Linked DNA regions of Homo sapiens: region 1 is linked to region 2. A link is a contact called in ENCODE Hi-C or POLR2A ChIA-PET data. All regions are on one chromosome and are shown on one strand. Each heading gives the region's core, a stretch centred on a gene start or an enhancer-like site at or near the end of the contact. The rest is flanking DNA. Distances are from core to core; before and after follow the strand shown.

What was found. Hi-C counts contacts between places; a loop is a spot of excess contacts on that map. ChIA-PET counts read pairs that join two places held with the same protein, here RNA polymerase II (POLR2A). Pooled maps may share reads with other maps.
Region 1: a loop to region 2 is called in a map of ascending aorta, with 7 times the contacts of the local background. The contact joins two enhancer-like sites. A Hi-C loop is called at or near these places in 3 of 168 maps with a recorded cell type or tissue (ascending aorta, chondrocyte and endothelial cell of hepatic sinusoid) and 6 of 50 pooled maps. POLR2A ChIA-PET finds 5 or more read pairs at or near these places in 1 of 52 experiments (WTC11).

What each region holds. Positions count from the first base shown.
Region 1 is chr9:76,923,091-76,927,606 of GRCh38, reverse strand. No RefSeq gene overlaps it. Among named protein-coding and RNA genes, the nearest start is that of PRUNE2, 19 kb to the right of the region's middle. Within about 2 kb of position 1,251, at least 2 of the 41 ENCODE cell types and tissues checked have a DNase peak (open chromatin) inside an H3K27ac peak, as active enhancers do; they include ascending aorta, where a contact is called at or near this core.
Region 2 is chr9:76,832,784-76,837,285 of GRCh38, reverse strand. The region is part of intron 4 of PRUNE2 (prune homolog 2 with BCH domain); the gene reads left to right. Among named protein-coding and RNA genes, the nearest start is that of PCA3, 71 kb to the right of the region's middle. Within about 2 kb of position 1,250, at least 4 of the 41 ENCODE cell types and tissues checked have a DNase peak (open chromatin) inside an H3K27ac peak, as active enhancers do; they include ascending aorta, where a contact is called at or near this core.

The DNA of each region.
Region 1 (4,516 bases), core at 2-2,501, 90 kb before region 2:
AACCTTTCCATTTCTTTTACCTTCTTGAGCTTCTTTAATTATCAGCAAACTCTTTATGGGCTCAAGGTTTATTTCACCTTTCTATTAATAAAAAGAAACAGGAAAAGAAATTGGGATTTTTATGAAAAATGTTAAAGGCTAGCTCTGTTAGGATTTCCCATGACATTGCAGTGGTGACATGGTCGTGGATGTGCCAAGGAAAGCCTGAGCTGTTGACTGCTGCCCCAGTAGCATCAGAGAACCACTGTGCTTGCTGAGACCAATGACTGCCATTCTGGACAGGGCAGCCTTTGGCAACATTCAGAAGCAAGCTGTTTGTCTTCAGTCCCCTCTCTTCAGCCTCCAAATTTGTCATTATTGCTTGGTGGATGGAGTACCCTATACTACCCCATGGCTCTCCAAAACCCTTTTCCTCCCAGCCAGGAGGCCCAGGTCTGCGCATTCACTCACTCGATTCTGTGCATGTTGCCTGTGTGCGGTCCATTGCCCTCACCTCACTTTCCTGGGGAAAGAAAAAATGACACTGAGCTGAGGAATGAGCAAAAATCTAGGTAGAGACGTGGGAGAGGCTGTGCTAGTTGGAGGGCGTGAACAAAATCGTGGAAGTTTACAACTGTCTGACTTTTCTAGGGAAAGGCAAGTAATCTGATGTGACTAGAGAAAGGTTAGGTGAGATCTGTAAGCTGGTTTGGGTGTAGAAGGACAAAGAATTGGAGTGGGAAGGGTAAGTGGCAGCTAGACTGGGAAGGGCTGAGCACCAGGTAAAAAAGACAAAATAAAATTGTTTCTCCTCTCCCAGGAAATACTGAACTTTAGGAGGCAACATCTCCATCCTGGCTCTGTAAACCAATCTTTATCAGAATGAGAATTTTGGGGTAAGTTGGAAGGGACAGGGCCAGGCTTACAGCAGCGGTTGGCAAACTATGGTCTGTGAGCCAAATCCAACTGCTGCCTGTTTTTGTGTGGCCTGTGACTAAGAATGATGCTTACATTTTTAAATGGTTGAGTAAAAGTGAAAAGAAAAATAATATTTTGTGACTTGCAAAACTGTACAAAATCCAAATTTCACTATTCACACATAAGTTTTCTTGGAGCACAGCCACATACACTTGTGATGATTTCACTGCTTTGGTCATACAAGGGTAGAACTAGAACTGAATTGTTGTGACAGAGATCCTCTGTCCCGAAAGGGCCTAAAGCATTTCCTGTCTGGCTCTGCTTAGAAAAATATTGCCAAGTTCTGTGCTGGGCACGGTGGCTCACGCCTGTAATCCCAGCACTTTGGGAGGCTGAGATGGGCACATCACCTGAGGCCAGGAGTTCGAGACCAGCCTGGCCAACATGGTGAAACCCCATCTTTACTAAAAAAATACAAAAATTAGCTGGGCATGATAGCGGGCACCTGTAATCCCAGCTACTTGGGAGGCTGAGGCAGGAGGATCACTTGAACCCGGGAGGCAGAGGTTGAAGTGAGCCGAGATTGTGCCACTGCACTCCAGCCTGGGCAACAGAGCAAGACTCTGTCTCAAAAACAAAAAACAAAACAAACAAAACAAAACAAAACAAAAAACAAAGGAGTCGAGCACTAGACAGAAAGTTCAGAGCAGGATGGAGCTCTACAAAGATAACCTAAGTTTTATGGAGCTGAGTTCCCAAATCACTTTAACTAAATGTATTAATTCCAGTGGCCATGATTTCCCTAGCACTTATTCTCCTGTAGCATAATTGGAAATTCTAACAAGCCTTTTTTTGCGGGGAGGGGGGAGGGTGGAGGTTGTTTGTTTTTAGTGTGAGATGTGGATTAAGCATATTAAAAATTTTAAAATAATTTCTGGGAAATTTGGAAAACTGTGTTGACAGGGTGGTTGCCATGCATTTTAAGGAACATTCACATGGTTGAAGAGTCATAGAGAAAACATTGTCTTTCAGAATCACTCATCCAAATCAATATAAATAAATTGCTAAGACCTTTTCTAACCTTTTAAACATTCATCTTTCTTCATGAGAACAGCAATAAATGTCCTTTGTTTCTGGAGTCTGCCAATCACCTATTTCTTCTTTAGTGTGGGTAATTTAAAAAATTGTTTTCATAAGGCTAAAAGACATTATGTTATACAATGTCTCTATTTTTTTTTTTAATGGCAAGGCAGACTTCATTCAAGGGTGGCACATTGTGGTAGGTATAGGAACCATTGCAATGAGTGTTGCAGCAGGGGAGGGAGATTGGAGTCAACTCACTACTGTGTCTTTACAATTTTATTTTTTCTTTCAGAGACAGGGACTTGCTCTGTTGCCTAGGCTGGAGTACAGTGGCGTAATCATGGTTCATTGCAGCCTCGAAATCCTGGGCTCAAGCAATTCTCTGACCTCAGCCTCCCAAGGAGCTAAGAATATCTTTAAGTTTTTTTAAAAAGCAATCCTTACTTCCTGAATGCACCAAAATTGTAATCCCATTTTGACCCAGTTAAGAGGAAAACTCAAAACTGAGAGGGCCTGGTTAAAGAAAAGTGAGTAGAGGATATAATACAATGATTGACAGGAAACCCTGGTGTGTTGTGAGACACAGCAGTGGAGTTGTTAAGAGTCGCCTCCCAGTTGATGTATGCTATCTCAGAATATCCAGATTTCCCAGCTGACATCTTCTGCCTCCCCTGGGGTGGTGTGCAAATGGAGACTGTATCAGTCAGGGTTCAGTTGCAGCAAAGGGAAGCAACTCTAGTTATTTTAAGCAGAAATGTTTAATACAAAGAATTAGCTGCATGGAAGTGCTGGTGGAAGAGATGGTTTTTGGGAGACTCCCAGGACACTTGAGAGCTTACCACCTAGGGGAACAACTACCTCTTCCATGAAGGTGGGGAGTCAGAAAGTTGCTATAGGATCAGGAATCTGCCATTTTTTCCTCACAGATGCATCTTGACTCCCATGAAGCTGGGAATTACAAGTACCCTGCTGGAATGCTGCTGCAGAAATATATCTGCACTACCATATTTTCTAGTGAAATTCAGCCAAAAGCAGCAGGAAAATTATCTCTGCCTCACTTCCACTTTCCAAACCTTGCACAAGTGCATCCAAGTGGGGATAAGTAGGTGATCAGAACCCTAGCTGCAAGAGATTCCAGGAAATGTAGTTTTTTTATTTCTAGACTCTCTATGTGGGGAGACACACTGGAAGGGAGTGAAAGAGAATGTTGAGGTTAATCACCTGTATTTGCTTCCTATTGCTGCTGGAATAAATTGGAACAAACTCAGTGGCTTAAAACAATACACATTTGTTATCTTTCATTTCTGGAGGTCAGAAGTCTGATGGAGGTTTTACAAGGCTAAAATCAAAGTGTCAGCCAAGGTGTGCTCCTTTTGGAGGCTCTAGGGGAGAATCCATCCATCCCCTGCCTTTCCCAGCATTAGAAGACTTTCCCACATTCCTTGCTCATGGCCACATTGCTCTGACTTCCGCTTCTGTCATCACATCACCTTCTATGACTCTAACCTTCACATCTCCGTCTTATAAGGACTCTTGTGATTACACTGGGTTCATCTGATAATACAGGATAATCTCACCTCTCATGATTCTTGACTTAATCACATCTGCGATTCCCATCTTCCATGCAAGAAACACATTCACAGGGATTGATATGTTGACATCTTTTGGGGGGTCACTATTCAGCCTGCCACATTGTTCATATCCAAATTATTGAGGGAAGGAGCTGATGTTTATTAACTACATGCTATGTGCTGGAAACTTTATATATATATATATTATCTCATCAAACATTCATGACAATCCTTGAAGGTGGCACTATTACTCCTACTACAAATGAGAAAAAGAGATTCAAAGAATTTTAAATACGAGTCCACTATTCAGCGATAAAAAAAATGAACTATTAAGCCATGAAAAGACATACAGGAACCTTAAATACATATTGCTAAGTGAAAGAAGCCAGTCTGAATAGGATACGTACTGTATGATTCTAACTATGTGACATTCTGGGAAAGGTAAAATTATAGAGTTTATAAAAATATCAGTGGTTTCCAGGGGTTAAGGTTTGGGGCAGGGCGTTGAGGGTAAGTAGGCAGAGCTACATTACCCTACTTATGAGCAATGAGTTCTCCCCCCAAAAAATCATTTTTCTATCAACCAGGCTGGAGTGCAGTGGCATGATCTTGGCTCACTGCAGCCTCTGCCTCCTGGGCTCAAGTGATCCTCCTGCCTCTGCCTCCCAAATAGCTGAGACCAGAGGCATGTGCCACCACATCCAGCTAATTTTTTATTTTTGGTAGACTTGGAGTCTTGTTATGTTGTCTAGGCTGGTCTCCAACTCCTGGGCTCAAGTAATCCACCAGCCTTGGCCTCCCAAAGTGCTGGGATTACAGGTGTAAGCCACTGTATCAGGCCCAAATTTTTGATATCATAAACAACCTGTGGCAAATATTCTTGCATATGCATCTTTTCACACTTCTTTGACTATTTTTTGCTAATACATTCCTAAGGGTAGGTTTTCTGAGTCAGATGGCAGGCA
Region 2 (4,502 bases), core at 1-2,500:
ATTTTTAGTAGAGACGGGGTTTCACCATGTTGGCCAGGATGGTCTCAATCGCTTCACCTTGTGATCCGCCCGCCTTGGCCTCCCAAAGTTCTGGGATTACAGCAGAGAGCCACTGTGCCCGGCCAATAACTTCATTTTTTTAATCAGCTTTACCTTTAGTCTAGCAACCTCATTTTCTGCTCCAAATTTCTTTTCTATGCATGCTGATGTTTTTCTCTAAATCTAAAAAATACATATTTAAATTCAATCATATTTGAATCTTTTTAGTCTTATACACAGCTGTAGCTACATATCAATGTTTGCATTATGGTATATTATTTTATTCAAACATTGAGGTAGAACTTGATTATTACGGATGTCGTTAAAAAGATCATTTGTATACTAATTAGAGGTATGTGTCATGTTGCCAGCATAGAAATAACGTGCTTGTGTTTTTCTAATAATGTCCCCCGTCACTCTGCTTTGGGCCCTAGCAGGACAGTCATGGATAAATGTCAACAGGTGACTCATCTATGACCAAAATGTGTTCAGGCTTTGTGGGGGATTTAACAAAATAGAAATAATTTGCACTTTTCAAAATTAATACTTCTTACAATAGCTAGGTCTTGCTGTTGCCTTTTAGTAGGATATACCCCCAAACTTAGAAATTTCAGGAAACAAATCATTAGTATCCACTTTCATTTGGAAAGGCACGTACTTATGTAGCATTACTTTCTAATTATTTGTGTAAGAAGGGAACGTGCTCATAAAGATGAGATCATAAATGGCCCTGAGTTTTGGAAAGAAAATCTTTTAGCTTCTCCCCTTCCTTGCCCACCTATTTTTGCTGAGGTTCTTCTTTGTTTCTTTGCTTTCTTTCTCTTCTCTCTTTTCTCCTTCTCCTGTTCTTGGGCTTCTCCCTCCCCCTATCTGATTCTAAGATTTTTTTGTGTTCATTTTCCAAGGCATGAATGTTCCATAAAGTCACATCATACAGTCATGGTGGCTAAAGTTGGTGCTTAGTTATGCCCTGGGTTTGTGCCAAAAGTGAACAGTTACAGACCCGCCAGAGTCCTCACCTGTATTCGTTTATTTCTCCAGAGATGTGTGCTAGAGGACTACTGCCAAATTTAAGATCCATTAAATTGCTGAATCATCACATTGGGGATTGTATGCGTGCACATTTGTATTTGTGTGCGTGTGTGTTTCTGGGAACCAGCTGGCAATGAGGTTTCAGCCACTGATTACCAGGCATGCTTAGATCAAGACCACACTTTACCCAAATGGCCTTTCACTTTTATTTGTGTAAGGCCTTGACAGGAGCCACAAGACAAAGAGAGAAAGAAAAGCGACTGTTCTTAGCCTAGGACTAAGTGAAAAACTAATATCCCAGGTTTTTAAAATTTAAACAAACTCTCTCCTTCCTATTGGTAGTTTCATTTGACCTTTAATAAAGAATAGTTGCTTGCTATTTTAGTAGCCTGGATTAACAGCTTCAAAAAGATCCTTTTAAGGAGGTCAAATAGGAAAGGAACAGAGCCAGATATTTTTTTTCTCTCTCTCTCTCTTGCCCAAAGAGTGAATCATCTCTCTCCTGAAATGGTTACAAAATCCAGAGGGAATTACATTGCCTGTTTTGCTTACGAAGACGGAGGGCTGTTTCACTTAGGAAGAAGATACTAGGGGTAGGGGGAAGAAGTGATTGTTTCTGCTAGTTATAAAACCAAAATGATTCCTCAACCTCAGAGTGTTCACTATTTCTTCTGTCACACAAAGATAATCTTTATTCTTAAATTCAGACATTTTAAAGTTATGAAAATAGTAGGCAGTTAATAAAATAGTAGGCAGTATAAAAAGAGGCTTCTTTTTATACCTCTTCAGACAAAAACGTAAACTAAGTTGTATTTCTTTTTCCTCCTTCCATTTTCCTCCTCCCTCTTTCTCTCTGTTATTCATTCCTTACTTTTTTTTCAATATGAAAAAAATCAATCCTATGTAAAAGAAAAAAAGATTTAAGACCCTTCTTTTCTGTTAAGAATTTGTCATGCAGAATACGCCTTTACTGTGTTGAATGTTTTCCCCAAACAATTTCTGACTTCATTAGATCATATTTAATATTAATGCACTGCAATTGCTTTTGGCAAGAGGTCCTTCACTTCTCCATTCTTTTGAGCAAAGAATATTGTGTTTGCTTTCTTTTCTAATGGAATGAAGTGTTTGTTACTATTTCCTCATAATTGCTTTCTTTGTTGCTTGCTGTTAATCGCTCCTTCCCTCTACCCTGCCTATGAATAGCTAAGATACTTTGGGGTACGTCCTTATGGATTTCAGTATTTCTTTCATTCTGCAAAATTTGCTGTAAGTTAGGTCAGTGCTTGCTACAAAAATAGGTTTCAATTTGCTGAGAGGTGTCTCTGGCTGCTGTAAGTCATGATACAGAAAAATAAGTTTGTAACTAAATGGGTTTCTAATGTAAGGTAGAAAAATTTGCCAAAGATGAGTTCCTGGGATAAAGTTGGGCTGTAGCTGTTTTTGTGCAGTCAAAATAGCTCAGAGTATCATGAGCATTTTTCTGAGTTAGTTTTCATACTTTTATCAGTATATCATCTCCTTTGTAATAGTCATATCAAACTTAACTATAAGCCAATATCAGATGTCTGTTTTCACTAAATTATTCCATAGGTCTCTGTTTAATGTAATATCTGTTAGGTTAATTTCTTAATACTGCCTTTCCATTTTATGTCTTTAAAAAATAAGATCCCCAAATCAAAGAAACTGGATTCTTGGTTTGACTGTAAGCCAGGGCACATTAAGTATTTAATATTTTGATTCTATTGCATTTCTAAATTTTTGATTTTTAATTGTGATTATTTATGGAAATACAGGTAATTTTGTATTATTGACCTTAATGCAGCAAACTTGCTAAATTTACTGACTATCCTGAGTTCATTTGTAGATTCTTTGAGCTTTTTTTGCACACATAATTGTGTCATCTATGAGGAAAGACAGTGTTTATTCTTTATTTTCCTTTATTTATACTTTCTACTTCTTTTGCTTGCCTTATTGCACTCTGGTTAGGATTCAGTGTGGTGTTGAGTAAGAATAAGAATAATAGGCATCTTGGGGCCGGGCACGGTGGCTCACACCTGTTATCCCAGCACCTTGGGAGGCTGAGGTGGGCGGATCACCTGAGGTCAGGGGTTTGAGACCAGACTGGCCAACATGGTGAAACCCCGTCTCTCCTAAAAATACAAAAATTAGCCAGGTGTGGTGGCACATGCCTGTAATCCTAGCTACTCGGGAGGCTGAGGCAGGAGAATCGCTTGAACTTGGGAGGCGGAAGTTGCAGTGAGCCAAGATTGCAGCCACTGCACTCCGGCCTGGGCGACCAAGCAAGACTCCATCTTAAAAAAAAAAAAACAAAAAAACCCGGCATCTTGGTCTCATTCCTGATTTGAAGTGGAAGTCTTTCAGTATTCCACAATTAACTGTGACGTCTGCTTTCTGTATTTTTTTTTAAATTTTTTATTTATTTATTTTTTTTTATGGAGTCTTGCTCTGTCGCCCAGGCTGGAGTGCAGTGGCGCAATCTCGGCTCACTGCAAGCTCCGCCTCCCGGGTTCACCCCATTCTCCTGCCTCAGCCTCCCAAGTAGCTGGGACTAGAGGCGCCTGCCACCAGGCCCGGCTAACTTTTTGTATTTTAAGTAGAGACGGGGTTTCACCGTGTTAGCCAGGATGGTCTCGATCTCCTGACTTCGTGATCCGCCCACCTCAGCCTCCCAAAGTGCGGGGATTACAGGCATGAGCCACCACGCCCGGCCTGTATTTGGTTTTTATAAATGCCATTCATCAAATAAGGAAGTTGTCTTCTATTTCTACTTGACTAAGATTTCACATAATGATTAACTTTGGGATTTTCTGAAGTAGTTTTACTACTTGATATCTGTCTATCTAGGTGATCATAGGATTTTTCCTCTTTATTAATATGATCAATTATAACTGATTGCTTTTTGAATGTTAATTTGTACTTTGATTCTTGGGGGAGCCCTACTTGGTGGCTATGCAATATCCTATTATAAATTGTTGAATTTGACTTGGGACTAGTTTTAAAAACTAGTATTAGTTTAATTGGTATTAAGGTTTTGCTAGATTCATAAAATTCATAAAATGAAGATATAATTCCATTGTCTTTAGACTTTTGGGAAATCTCTCATTTTCTATTCTTTGGGATAATTTGTGTAAAATTAACATTTCTTAAATATTTGGAATTATGGACTTAACTATGGATTCATTTTTAAATAGATACAAAACTAGTCTAGTTTTTTATTTCTTTTTCTGCCAATTTTGGCAAGTTGAATTTTCCTAGTGGTGTCCATGTCTTCTAAAATTTAAAACTTATTAAAACCAAGTTGTTAGTATCTTTTAATGTCCGTAGAATCTAGTTATGTCACGATTTCATTATTAATATTGGTAAACTATGTCTTCTTTCTCTCCTGTCTCTTTTTTTCTTGAATTGTTTTC